Regions from separate parts of the Homo sapiens genome. Here region 1 is linked to region 2. Evidence: chromatin contacts called from ENCODE Hi-C or POLR2A ChIA-PET data. All regions are on one chromosome and are shown on one strand. Each heading gives the region's core, a stretch centred on a gene start or an enhancer-like site at or near the end of the contact. The rest is flanking DNA. Distances are from core to core; before and after follow the strand shown. Region 1 overlaps LINC01500 (long intergenic non-protein coding RNA 1500). Region 2 holds the start of DACT1 (dishevelled binding antagonist of beta catenin 1).

Region 1 (7,228 bases), core at 3,400-5,899, 330 kb after region 2:
AAAGCAGGGCCACCATGGACATAAATGGTAGATTTCCCATGGAGGATGAGAAAATAAAAATTGTTTGCCAACGGTCACAGGCTACAGTGATCACTGTGTTGAATCAATGTGATCGTTATTAGTCCTGAGGCTTTCTGAGTATCTTGAAAATGTCTGCTTCCTGCAGTTTAGCTCTTCATGTTAGAACATAGGTGGGAATTTTTATTTTCTTCAGCCACAGAGAAAGTAAGGAAAATTTAAATGAGTGAATGTTCCCCAGCCTCCCTTCTCACCTATGCCTAAGGCTATGAAAGCATGTTTACAAGAAGTATGCTTCAAGAAAACAGGATTCTTGACATGAACAGGGCCTAAAAATGTTATTATCTTATACAAGATAGGTCGATAACAGGGCACTTTGAGAGAGTACTCTACATCTGTTCAGGAGCATTTTTTAGTGACTGTGGGATTTATGGTGACAGGTAAAAGAAAGTCTATTAAAGTAAACCAGTTAGCCTAAGAAGAGAACAGAGATAATTGAAAGAGGAGCATTGTTGTGGAAGGAAAGATAAACTCTCTAGAAAATTTTTATTGTTCCGTTGCTTTCAATACATAAAAAACACACAAAAGATTCAAATATAGCATTAAAAAATGCACAGAAACAAATCTTGAGCATGCAAAAGTCACCAGCAAGTGTATGAACGTGATGTGTTGCCTGAAAAATATTCTTTGATTGCACAGCTAAACACGTGATTATTTCAGGCTGCCCCAAACTTAAGATGCCTGACTTAATAACAAATTAATTTTCTTATATAAGTGCCCCACCTACACCATAGAATTCCCTTTGCTGCCATCAGGAGAACCAATTGGAGCTATTTTGAGATCTTACAGCCTACAAGAGCAGAAAGCTCTAAAAGTTTGAAAAAACAAGAGCAGTTTAGTTAAGGAAGTTGGTTTGGGTGTGTAATTTTAAATTATGTCTATTATCCCCACCCCAGGAAAACATGGAATGCTAGGCCCAATCTTAGGGAAGTGGTGCAGCCCAGTTCTAAGGCAAGGATATGAGAAGTTGTATTTAATGGAGGAAATGGAACCAAAACCCAGGTATGTCACTCAGTTGCAGTATGAAAGCAAAATAGCTAGGTAAAGAGGTAGGAAGAATCTGGACACAGCACCATTGTAGGGCTGAAAAAATGGAGACTAGTAATGAGTAGAGGTGTGAAGTGGCAGGTGGAATTTGGTAGAGATGTGTTTGAGGAGAGACAAAGGTTGGGAAATTTGCTACTAGCCCTTCTGTTAAAGTATCTGTAGCCGTAGTTGAGAGAGCTCCAGAGCTATTAGTATTGTATCAGGCAGGGTCCAGGCAGGAGTCAAAATCCACAAACACTTATTTTAACAGGAAAAAAAAAAATAATTAACTGGACATTGAAGAACTAAAAAGGCAAAAATAGAACATAATTTATCAAAAAGCTGGCAAGTGATGAAACTAGATACTGCTTCTGCATCTTTGGGAACAAAAGGAGATAGGCTAGAAGGACTGAAAATTTCAGACCTCTCAGGAGGGGATTCTTAGTCTGCTTGAGCTGCCGAAACAAAATATCACAGACTGGGGGCTTAAACAGCAGAAACTTATTTCCTCAAAGTTCTGGATGCTGGAAGTCCAAGGTCAGAGTGCCAGACAGTTTGGTTTCCGGTAACAGCCCTCTTCCAGTCATGCACATGGCCAGTTTCTCACTGCGTGCTCACGTGGTGACCTTTCCTTGGTGCGTGTGCACAGAGAGTGACCTCTCTCTTCCTCTTCTTATAATACTGTTAGGGAAGCATGACCTAGCAGAGCCAGAGTGACACCATTTTAAAATCAACTCCATCTTAAAACTAGCAAGACACATTCATTGCCAGTTCCAACTCATGGCCCTAAGATGTTTGCAGCTAAGCAAGCAGCTTGATAAGGCCTGCTAGGACAAAATCCTACAGCAACAGAAAGTCCAGATGTCCCAGTTACCCATAACAATATATGCTTTCAAGATAATTATAGTTGTGTTTTGATGACTTACACACTAAAATGTCAAGGATAGATTTCTTTAAAGCAATAATATAATAAATTTTGTCATGCTGTCAGCACCCCCGCATGTAGGCAGAGCTTAGTCTTTACATAGATCAGACCCCAACATAAGAAAAACTTGAAGACAATGCATTCTCCACTTGCTTTCTGAGGATGCCCTACTCTGTAATATAAGTAAATTGTATGTTTTGCTCTCAATAAGCTCTCTCTCCTCACTGTACTCTGCAACTCACTTTGAATTCCTTCCTGCATGAGATCCAAGAACCCTCTCTTGGGGTCTAGATCAAGACCCTTTTTTTTCTGATAACAAAGCCACCGATCTTATTGAATTAAGGAACTACCCTTATGATTTCATTTAACCTTAATTACCTCCTAAAAGCTCTATCTCTAAATATAGTCACATTAGGTTAGGGCTTCAGCATATGAATTTTGGGAGAACACAATTGTGTCCACCGCAGGGGTGCTGGCTGGCCTGGTGCTGATGTAACTGAATCAAGGAAAGATGAGGCTGGTCTGTGGGTGCTGAACAAGCTGCAAACTGAGATCAACTGTCTCTCCTGGAAAGAAGTGCTGCTGCCAGGGTGAAGAAGCAAAGCTTGGTGATGTGGATAAGGCAGCATCCTTCCTTCTCAGGTCTTCTAGTCTCCCTCCAGAACTCCCAGCAAAGCAGAAATGTGGTGGGCAGCATCCCACCTCCAACATCACAAAGCGGAGTATGAAAGGGAGAAAGTGAAAGAGGTAAGGGCTAACTTACTAGTTCCATCATGCTGTGGCAAAGGCTGCTGGTTGCTTAAATTAACATCTGTTCTTCTCTTCATTCTTAATAATAGAATCCTAAAACTCAGCCAAAGAATATTTCTCAACCTTCCTTGCAGCTAGATATGGTCATGTGACCACATTTTGGCCAATAAATGCAAATGAAATTATTATGTGGGATTTCCAGGAAGTTTTTAGAGAGTTTCTTTGACCCTTCTTCCATCATGCTGCCCAGAACATGGATGTGATGTGATGGCTGGTGCTCTATCAACCACATTGGGCTGTGAGAACAAGAAACACTGAAGGATGGCAAGGAGCTATGGACCTTGACAATTTTGTCAAGTAACCATGCTAGTCTTAAATTGCTAACTTTCAGGTTTCTTTTATGTGTGTGGGGAAGATTAAGTTCTACTTTGTTTAAGCCTTTTAGGGTTTTTCTAGTATATGCACTCCAAACATTCTAACAGACAGGATACTGAGCTAGCTTGCATAGGTGGGTCCACCTTGCTTAAATGGTGGTTATCCCATTTCAAAGTATTTTCCCTCCTGCCACTTTCAATTTTAGTTGACTTTGTGTTTAAAGAAATTACTGAAAAATCCTTTTATTTGCATATTTAATTGGACTAAAATTTTTTCTTTTTTCTTTGTAAATTATTTTCCCTTCCTTCCTTCCTTTCTTCCTTCCTTCCTTCCTTCCTTCCTTCCTTCCTTTCTTTCTCTCTCTCTCTCTCTCTCTTTCTTTCTTTCTTTTTTTCTTTCTTTCTTTCTTTCTTTCTTTTTCTTTCTTTCTTTCACAGGGTCTCCCTCTATCATCCAGGCTGGAGTGCAGTGGCACAATCTCAGCTCACTTCAGCCTCAACCTCCTGGGCCCGAATGATCCTCCCACCTCAGCCTCCCAAGCACCTGAAACTGCAGGGGCACACCACTGCACCCAGTTAATTTTTTTTGTGTGTGTTTTTTGCAGAGATGAGGCTTCTCCATATTTCCCAGACTAGTCTCAAACTCCTAGGCTCAAGTGATCTGCCCTCCTGGTTCTCCCAAATTGCTAGGATTATAGACATGAGCCACTGTGCCTGGCCTAAAAATCTTTCTCTTAAAAGTGCAAATCCTTCTATGAGGATTAAGGGAACATGAATTATTCACAGTTTAATTTGTTTCATCAGATAGTTTTTTTTAATCCCTAGCCAAGATCAGTTGCACTGAAGAATGGGTGCCTTATGAAAATTGTTACTAATCCTTACAACAATCCTACAAGAAAAGATAGTTATCCCCATTTTACACATAAAGAAACTGAGGCTCAGAAAAGCTAAGTAAAGAACTTAGGACTCACTGTTAATAGGTGGTGGTGCTGGGGATTTGGAACACTCTTTTTTCACTGTACTACTGTGGCACCTACTGGACTCATACTATTGACATTATAATTATAACTTAATTGTGGATGTAATTAAATTATATTTTAATTTATGTAAACATTTATGTATATTTCTATGTAATCTATATTACATAGACTCAGCAAGCTCATCTGAGAAACTAACAACTATTACGAATACTATTTATATGGAGGAATACATTTTAAACCACCAATTGGAGACTGCCTATATTATTAGTGACAAAATGTGACCAAAATATTTTCAATAGAATTAAAAGTCTGGTTAGTTGCTTAATAAGCAAAGCAGAATGCACAACTAGAATGATGACATCTAGATGAAGTACGGATCTTTTTATTGAAAGTGTAACCACTTTTAAATGTATCACCATAGCTCAGATATAACTGAATTTCCTCCAGCTCAGGGCTATTCTCCCACATGGTCAGTGCGTGCAGGACTCCTGCTGAGGCTCATAGTCACTGCTGTTCCGTGGGAACTGATCAGAGGCCTCCACCTGGCTGGGGCTTTGGAGCTCTCCACTCCAAGATCTGGTTTAGGGACCCTTGCCTCTGGCCTTGGTGACTCCTCGGCAGACCTGTAGGCACTCAACCATAAGCCACTTTCTACATCCCCTACTGGGACATGAGGATAGTTCTGCACCTCATCTGTGCTGTGTGCTGGTTTGGCAGAACCCAGAGGGGCCTGCGGCTGTCTCAGGCGCTGTCTCCCTAAATACAAAGGTGGCCACGTCCACTCCACTGTAGCTCTTCCGACCTGGTGTGAGAAACATTGTGAGTCAGTCCCTTTCAGCATTCCAGATGCAAATGGGGGCAAAGCTATTTAGCTGAGGGACTTTCCAGCCTGACTGGGGGTTTTTATCTGCCCTTCTCCAGCAGGGCTTTCAACCCTGGGAGGGGCGCGGAAGCAGCCAGACAGGGCTGAAAACTTTCACAGGAGCAACTAAATGTTCCTGATTTATCTCCCCTCACACTCCAGCCTCCTCCCTGCCCTGGAAGGCATTCTATCTCCCTTCTGTGGGGAAGGAGCTGCCGTGAATCCTGGGCCTGCATGTTTCCTGTATGTTGGCTGTGTGTACACTCCATGTTCTGCCCTGGGCTCTGGCCCAGTCTTCCACTAAGCTCTTTTAGAAATCAAAATAAAGCCACCTCTCTTTCATGCTTTTAGCTGTCACAAAACAAAAATGCTTTGGTTTTAGGTTATTATGCCTGCCATGACTTAATAAAAAATCATTCAGCAAGTCAGTGGAAGTCTTTGGTTGTGCCCTCCCCATGAAGCTGTGTATGCCCTTGATCCCCAGGTGGAGAACTACAGGGTAACTGGGTTAACAATCAGAAAGAAAGACTTTTGTTTAAAACCTCCGTGTATTATTCCATTACATAAGTAACAGAAGACAGCTTTTAAACTAGTGTATTTGTCTGCTTGGGCTACCTTAACAAAATACCACAGATTGGGCGGCTTAAACAATAGCAATTTATTTTCTGACAGTTCTGGAGGCTGGAAATCCAAGATCGGGGTGCCAGCAAGTTTGGTTTCTGATGAGGCCTCCCCTCCTGCTTGTAGACGGCACCTCTCCCTGGTGAATGCATAAGGAGCCACAGAGAGAGTGAGAGAGCTTTGATCCCTCTTTCTCTTCTTATAAGGACACCAATCCTATCAGATTAGTTCCCTCCCCTACTTTGACCTTATTTAACTTAATTACCTCCTAAACGCCTTATTTCCAATACAGTCACATTGGGGGATAGTGCTTTTAACATATGAATTTGGGGGAGTGGAGTGGACACAATACAGTCCCTAGCAGTGAAGTTAAGCAGAATAGGAAAGAATTTATTAGCAGAAACTGCTTCCAGTTCTCCTTAAACTTTTCTGGTCTCTCTTCTCAACACTTTTCTCATTCTTCCTGTCCCCTAATAATCACTGGGAGGCCCCAGGGATTGGTCACTGGCTTCTCTTTTCTCACTATGCTCCCTGGAGTATTTCTCCTGGACTCAGGATGTCAATTCCATCTATACACAAATGATTCCCAAATGTATGTCTTCAGTTCAGTGCTCTGTCCGCAATTCCGCACTCAGATAGACAGCTATTTACTTAATGTTATCCTTTTGGCTATCTGAAAACACTCTCAAAGTTGGCATTTCCAAAACCAAAGTCCTAATTTCCCCAAGTCCTCCTCTCTCCCCCCGTGTCTCTGTCTCTTCAGTTATCTAAAACCAAAGCCTTGTTGCCATCCATGCCTCTCTCATTTACTCACACCCCATACTCACACTTTTAGCAAACCCCATGGTCTCTACTGCAGAAATGCATCCAGAATCTGTTTGCTCAGTGTTACCACACAGGAGCAAGTCACCTTCATCTCCACCTGACTATTGCAGCAGCCTCCCAGTGGGTCTCCTCCTTGTCCATCTAGAGTTGATCCATATGATAGTCACAATGAGCACCCTAAAATGTGATTCCATTCACATAAGAACTCTGATCAAACCTCTTCAGTTGCTTCCTGTTGAAGCGACGTCATTGTCTGGGGTAATATCTGAGGTTCGTCGTCTCATGGCCATGGAAAACTAGGACGCAGACACACCAGAGTGAGGTTAAGAGTGGAAGTTTAATAAGTGAAAGAAAGAAGAGCTCTCTGTGCAGAAAGGGGTCCTGGAGAAAAAATGGGTTGCCAGTTCCATGGTGAAATGCATGGGATTTTATAGGCTAGCTTGAGGAGGTGTCTGATTTACATAGGGCACAAAAGATTGGTTGGACCAGGTGTGCCATTTGCATAGGGTGCGAAGAAGCTTGCGGTCCCACCTTAATCTTTTATTATGCAGATGGGTTCTCTACCTGGCCAGCCATGTTGCCTGCTTCTTTTACTATACACGTGGTGACAAAGAAAAGGGTAGATGGAGCCTCCATGTTGAACATACCTGGCTTCCAGGTAGCCCTTTTCTATTGGCACAGCTGCCAGCATTCTCCCGTGCAAGCTTCCAGCTTGCTTATCTATGTCTGCAGCTCGATTTTTCAGGCTGCTCTTTGTTAGAAAATAAATGATATTTGGGGTTGCTGT
Region 2 (7,342 bases), core at 3,221-5,720:
GGAGAAATGGTCCCAATAAAGCAGAGTAAGAGCAAAATCCACCTAATACAATTGGTTAAAGAAGCCACTTGTGTAATCCTAGCATTTTGAGAAGCCAAGGCGGGTGCACTGCCTGAGCTCAGGAGTTCAAGACCAGCCTGGCCAACACGGCAAAACCCATCTCTACAAAAAATATAAAAATTAGCCTGTAGTCCTAGCAACTTGAGAGGCTGAGGAAGGAGGATCACTTGAACCCAGGAAGTCATGGCTGCAGTGATCTGAGATCGTGCCACTGCACTCCAGCCTGCGTGATAGAGTAAAACCGTGTCTCAAAAAAAAAAAAAGCCACTTGTCTCTGAAACACTTTTAAATTTTGCTTTGAAATCAAATCCTTTCATTGTATTAGTACCACAGTATGTGGCTCTAGGTATTTGCACACATGGAACTCTGCACCTTCCATCTGTAAAGATGACCGGTAGAAATGGCAGAGCTAAGGGACAAAAGTCTGAGGCTGGTGGAGACTTAATCACCTTAATCAGTGATTACGACGGTGGGGAATGCAACTCACTTCCAGACATTCTAGAATCTTTGGAATCCACAGTGCTCTGCAGGAGGAAGCAGGAGCCTCTTGAAAAACTTACCACCAAACTTCATGGAATCACCCTGGCCTTCTTCAACAAAAACCTCTTTAACAGCACTAAAACACAGCTAAAAGGTAACCTTTTCATGTAGGATGGTTTATTTGGTAGTGTTTGGTTGTGCACCAGAGAGGATGGAAGGAGTTGTTTCATAGCCTTTCAAACAAGACCAGCATTGTCAAACATTTGCTGTTTCTTCTGCTATTCCCCTATTCCCTTCTGCCCTCAAAAGATGTTTAAAATTTTCAGGGCCATGATGTTGCCCCATTTTGCTACCACGCTTCTTTTTTCTTGATCTTTTGTTTCAATGTCTGCTTTCTTTCCCCTGTGTGCTCACTGAAGCCTGATTGTGGGGTCAAGCTATAATTAGTTTATATATGAAGTTTAATTCACTGTGGCTTTTTTGGCATTAGACTCAAATGGGCTTTGATGTCTGGCTGGGGCTTTGATCCCAGACCCTCGAATGGTGGTCATCTCTCCAGCTCAAAGGATTGCCCTTTACTCTTTTCCTCCTATTCGGAGACAGCTTTTCCCAATTACATCATTTGTGTTTGTTTGGCCATAAAAGCTGCAAGGCATCATTTTGTTGCTTTGCTTGATGGCAAAATGTGCAACTGATGCCCCTTACTTTGCTTGGCTGCAATAGAATGTTCACCGCTGGACAAGGCATTTGTAGAATGATGCTCAGACTTTGGTGGGGGTGCTGTTAGGAGCTGTTCTGCCTAAGGACAAAGCATCAGACTGTGTGATATGAGGGACATGTTCTGGCTCTGCCCAGGAAAGATCTTCAAGCATAAGTTAACACCACTGTAATATATTCAGCCAAGACTCTTTTTCATGCTGGCAACTTTATCTTACTCTCCAGATCATCCAGGCAGCAGGTCCACCCCATCGTTAGTGGTACACTTTCTGAGTGTCAATTAACAGTTTTTCTGAGCAGACAGGCGTGTCCAGGGAAAGCAAAAGAACCAACTAGGGCTGAACAACATTAGAAAGGAGATAATGAAATAGCACTAGTGGAGGAAGAAGTACCAGCACCTGCTTTAAAAAGAAAGGGAAAGAAAAATCAAAACAGTAGGGGGAAGTGAGATTCCGTTGGCAACAGAAGGGAGCAGTAGGCGATCACTTTCAACTGCTTCCGGAATACCTGCAACAAAAACAAAGAATCAAAGAGGAAAGAAAATCCAGGCAACTAGACTGGAGGGGAGAAAATTTGGCTGCTAGCTTAAAAAGAGAATAGGGGCAACCCAGCCTGTCTCACTTAATCTGATGACATTGGGAGTTTTCCTGGAAAAACAATTACAGCATTGAGCTCCTTGCTTCTAACTTCATTTGACAGCCTGAGTTTGTTTTAATTGGCATGTGAATGAACAGCATTATTTATTAATGTGTAATGGATACTTTGGAAAGCATAACCTTTTTTCCTATTCGTGACCATTTTATTGGCGGAACCATCTGAATATATTAGTTTTAATATTTAAACTTGCTGAGAACACTTTTTCATGGAGATATACAAGCTGTTACGGCAAATGGCTTGCTTTGGACTAATGAGCCAGCTCAAAGTGGCATTTGGTGAGGAGGGGGGTTGGGAGGGTGGGGAGGTTTGGAGACATAGCGAGCTTGTCTGCCTGACTTAAGATTTATTAGTAGTGTGTAAAAATGTGTTTCAGCTTTTTTTCCCCCTCAACTATACAAATATAGTTGTCGATGTGTGACATAACACAGGCCACAATAATAGACTCCACCCAGTCAGAGGAATCTAATTCAGAGCTGGAAAGCAAGAAGCTTGTTTAGAAATGAGCAGAATGAAACAATGACAGAGGACATGGGTGAGTGGCATTTGGCAAGCAGGATAAGTCACTATCCTTTCGTGCCTTACTAAAATTAGGGAGGAAAATTAGTTCCTATATTATAAAGTAGTGTTTGGCAACAGCAGGCATAAAGAATAGATAACCTGAAGAGAATCGATTTTGTATGCTTATGAACACCTGACCATAATTCCATTTTTAGAGCTAATATACAACCTTGTTAATTATGAATCAAGTTTGTAGTTCTTTCATGTCTGTGGGAGGCAGCAATGGGGAGGAAAGTGAAAGGTGGCAAGGGAGTTCTTTTGTTTTTGTTTTTTGGTAAATGTCAACTTAATTCTATTTGTAGTAGAGATTAAATGGGTACTATTAAGTTTAAAAGTATGCTAATGAAAAAACAATTTACAACCAATCTACATTCTCGAGTCTCTCTCTAGCAATTGTCAGGTGAATGCTTGCAAGGTAATGTGCTGAATACAGCGATACTAAGAGGGTATTAAAACAGTCCCTGCCTTCAGGAAGCTTTCATAATGTAGATGGAGAGAAGAGATACACATAAACACCTACGTAGATAGATATGCGTGTGCACACCCAGATAAATAACCATACAGGTAGCATGGGATCAGAATCAGATATTTATATAGTTAACTGGAGCTCAAAGGTTGGAAGGGTGGTTAGACCACACAGAGAGGGGAGGAAAGAAGAGGAATTCCTAGCACGGGTAAGCAGATGGGCAAAAGTGCAAGTGTCTGAAATAATGATATAGGATGCACTCTTTCACACAACACTTTGCCTGAACTTCAGCAATTGTGACTTGCTGGATTGAATTTCCGAGGTTCTTGGATGTACTGCTTTTAAAGATATATGTGGTACTTTTCCACAGATAAGCCAGCTAGTGGAATTTTCAGACCCCTATCCCACCGGAAATTTCAGTGGGATAGGGGTCTGGAGTAGTGTGTTCCAAGCAGAGATGACCAATACATGATACTTCAAGAGGGAAGACTTATAAATCCCTCTGGAGAAAAGCTACAACTCATATCACCTTTACTATCTATGTGCTAGCCACGTTGTAAGTGCACAGCCCCCACAATATATAGCATATGCTGCATACTATTATAATTCTTCAACAGCAGGTTCCCATAGCAGCTGCTCCCTTTTACAGTGGGGGGAACGTACACAGAGAAGGGAGTAAGTTGCCCGCACAGCTATTTAGGGGTGAAACTGGGATACAAATCCAGACAGTCTGATTTCTGAGTCAGAGCTCTTATTGTAAACGCAGACTAAGTAATAATAAAAGCTCAAACAAAAACCAAAGCGCGCACGCGCGCGCACTCAAATCGTAGGCTTGTAAAAGAATTGATGCAACCTCTCGCTATACAACGACATCCTCCTGCCTAATTTTAAATGCCGTCCATCGTAAGACCGACGTTAAAAAATTAAAACGACAACAAAACTTAAGTTTTAGAACACTGCATTGTGCTCTGTATTGCTTGCCTTTACAAAGTGGAGTTAAGGAACCAACCCCACAGTGTCTGTGAATACACTTGCAATACCTTGCTTGGGAAGTGAAAGAAACCTAACTCGGTGTGAGTGGAAATGAGGAGTGGCCGTGTGGGGAAAGGGTTAAGACTGTGCTGCAACTTGGTCGAGTTTCAGAAAGTTCTCCGGAGAGCCCAACTGCCGCGTCCCGTCGCGGCCCCTGCCTGCGCGGCCGACTGTAACAGGATGCTGGGGCTCCAGGCGCTCGCCCCGAGCTTTGGGCGACGAGAAAGAGCCAATGAGGAGCGAGGGCAAAATCGGGTGCAGTAAACCCGAAAAGGGGGCGAGGAGGCCCGCGAAGAGAGCGGGGGAGGAGGCGGGGAGGGGCGAGGAGGGGCGGGGAGGGCCGAGCGAGGAGGAGGCGGCTCTGGGGGCCGGGCGGCGCGCCTGACAGAGGAGGGGAAGCCTGGGGGCGCAAGCGTCGCAGCCGAGGGGCCGGCGCGGGGAGGCGGGCGCCAGGCGGGGGTTTGCAGGGCCGCCGCGCGTGACGTAGCGCCGGGCAGGGCGTTATCAGCTGCCGGGCCGCGGCGAGGGACGCGCGGCGACAGCGGACGGCGCTGCCCGGGCCGGGACAGCAGCAGCCGGCGGTCGCGCGCAGGACTCGAGGGCTTCTAGCCACCGTCCCCGCCAGCGCCGCGCCCCGCCACAGGGCGGCATGAGCCCACCCGCGGCCGCAGCCCTAGCGCCCTGCTCCTCCGCCTGGGCGGCCCGGCTGCGGTGACGGCTCTCGCTGCCCGACTGGGGGCCATGAAGCCGAGTCCGGCCGGGACGGCGAAGGAGCTGGAGCCTCCGGCGCCGGCCCGAGGCGAGCAGCGCACGGCGGAGCCCGAGGGGCGCTGGCGGGAGAAGGGCGAGGCAGACACCGAGCGGCAGCGCACCCGGGAGCGGCAGGAGGCCACGCTGGCCGGGCTGGCGGAGCTGGAGTACCTGCGCCAGCGCCAAGAGCTGCTGGTCAGGGGCGCCCTGCGCGGCGCCGGGGGTGCGGGAGCCGCTGCGCCCCGCGCTGGGGAGCTACTGGGGGAGGCGGCGCAGCGCAGTCGCCTGGAGGAGAAGTTCTTGGAGGAGAACATCTTGCTGCTAAGAAAGCAATTGGTAGGTCGTGCCCGAAGGTGGAGCACGGCTGTTCCTGCCCAGGGGCTGGAGGTCGGGCAGGTGGCCTGGGGCGGGCGCGAGGTTGACTCTGGCTGGGGAGATGCTCGCTGTTATGGGACGCCCCCGACCGCCCCATACCTCCCTGATCCCCTTCCTGAGTGCCCGCGGCGTGTGGGCTGCCGACGCCCACGCGTTTCTGGCGTGTGCCCGCTTTGTGTCTGGCGACCTCGCGCGGATTGCGGGAAGGGGGTGGCCGCTCTTCCCTCCTCCTCTGCCTTCGGGATTCTTGGAGTCGCCTAGTTCTAACGTTCGGTCTCCTTAGTTAGATGAGTATATGCCCTCTCCCCAGCGGTTTGCAAACTCCCACTTAAAATACCATTTTATTTGGAGGTTTTCTTGACTTTATCTCCTCCCGCCGAGAGGGGCCAAAAGCCAAGGAGGGGGTTTGTGGCGTGCTTAACTGTCCAGGGCCGAGTTTTACGATTACACTGGAGCGCCTGTAGGGAGCCGTGCCTCTCCGAGAGCTCTCCCCAGCATGCCAGCTTTCACCCAGGCTGGTGCTTAATTTCAAATAGAAGCCCTTTGTATAAGGCAGCTCAAACTAGATGGAAATGATGGAAATTTGGCTGGAGACTGTGTCCCCTCCTCTCATATTTTATACGTTCTGCCAGCTGTGATTGGTGGTGGAGGTGGGAGAAAAGAGAACCTGCTCTCGGTAAGCATTTATCTTACTGGGTTTCTGTCAGTGTCTCAGTCTTTCTATGCAGTCTTCATTAATGGGGAAGAAAAAGAACTTTGTAGCTTAATGTATTGATGAACAGCTTTTGACCCCGCCTCAGAATAATGGCGACAGCTTTGTTTTCAGTGACCTTAAAATGTAGTTTTGGAAACAGCAAACGTCCTCACCTGACCAAGTGATACTATCTAAACTAGACACATGCCAGGTAGTGGCCCTCCCACAATAAAGTGGTGATGCTGTGCAGTTGTCATGTGTTTTCTTCTATTATCTCTTTTCAGATCATTTCTTTTCTCTGTGTGTGTGTGTGTGTTTTTAAGCACCAAAGTGCTTTTACTTGATAGGTTCATTTTTCCTGAAGAAATTAATTGTAGCAAACAAACATACAATTTATGTCTCCAAGCTTTTTAAGTCAAAAGACAAGAGGCGTAGATATTCATATGCATGTGTTTTGTAAGGATGTACACTGTGGTTTGTGTAATATCTCTGTTTTGGCATTTTACTGTGCTGCTTCGGTCACAGACCAGATTCCTATGTAACATTCATTTGAGCCAGTTCTCACTGGTTATGGCTGGTGACTTTTACATTTTATTGTTTTGTGCAATTGCACCTTTTTGTCTGCATGAATCTCAAGATTGTAAGTGGCGCATTCCTATTGTCCGCTTGAGGGGAGCAAAGCAGTATGTCAAGAGAATTCCAGTCCAGTCAGTATTTATGGTACTATTTTCATTTGTAGACTTGGCATTCATGATTTGAACCAGATGCTTTTTGAGTTCTCCCGTTTTTCCAGCAATAGGAAGCACTAGGTGGCAGTGTGAGTTAGCACAATCCATCTGTCACCTTTGGAAACCCAGAGGCGTTCAAATCTCGATGGGCCTTCCCATGAGGGTTTTGGATTCTGCCAGCTCACATTATACTTGGCACTGGCTATTAGTATTAGTTTCTCACTTTCAAAGGCTCTAAGACTGATTAAACCCCACAAAGCAACTAATAGAAAACAAAACTCTGCAGGCCAAGACATTTGGCCAGAAAATCTCACCTAAGATTATAGTGTATTATAGGAAATCTCTTACTCTCATTTCAAATTAAAGAGTCTACTGTGAAGTATTGTTTTTTAAAAGACTGGTTATACACCAGATGATTTAAAGTCTCAGTCCATTTTTCTTGTCCCTATCTATGAAAAGTCAGTTTGTATATATTAGTTGAAACTAAAAACAAGTCTTGTTTTTATGAAGAAACTTTATATCACCACAAAATGTGAGAAAGTGGAATTAAACATAGGACATATTCTTGAATTCTCGAAGTTTTTCGTTACTTCAGGTCATCCAGTAAAATTTTGGTTTTCTAAGTTTAGTGAACTCTTCAGATGGGTAATTTGAATCCTTAGAGTAGACTTTCTGGTTCTTTTGTCACCCCTGTATGTTCATGTTTCCTTTGTTTCTTCCTAATCAGAACTGTTTGAGGCGAAGAGATGCTGGTTTGTTGAATCAGTTGCAAGAGCTTGACAAGCAGATAAGTGACCTGAGACTGGATGTAGAAAAGACATCTGA

The links. A loop is a pair of places that touch in the nucleus more often than their neighbours do. ChIA-PET counts read pairs that join two places held with the same protein, here RNA polymerase II (POLR2A). Pooled maps may share reads with other maps.
Region 1: a map of heart left ventricle shows a loop between it and region 2 (2.2-fold over the local background). The contact joins the enhancer-like site here to the promoter of DACT1 in region 2. A Hi-C loop is called at or near these places in 2 of 168 maps with a recorded cell type or tissue (both heart left ventricle), 1 of 37 single-sample maps with no recorded cell type and 4 of 50 pooled maps. POLR2A ChIA-PET finds 5 or more read pairs at or near these places in 1 of 52 experiments (WTC11).

The regions. Positions count from the first base shown.
Region 1 is chr14:58,965,427-58,972,654 of GRCh38, forward strand. All of the region lies in intron 4 of LINC01500 (long intergenic non-protein coding RNA 1500), which reads left to right. Among named protein-coding and RNA genes, the nearest start is that of LINC01500, 140 kb to the left of the region's middle. Within about 2 kb of position 4,650, at least 2 of the 41 ENCODE cell types and tissues checked have a DNase peak (open chromatin) inside an H3K27ac peak, as active enhancers do.
Region 2 is chr14:58,633,492-58,640,833 of GRCh38, forward strand. DACT1 (dishevelled binding antagonist of beta catenin 1) reads left to right here and starts at 4,471. Exons shown (of 4, transcript NM_001079520.2): 1 at 4,471-5,056; 2 at 7,245-7,342. The coding sequence starts at 4,712. RefSeq lists a silencer at 4,262-4,971.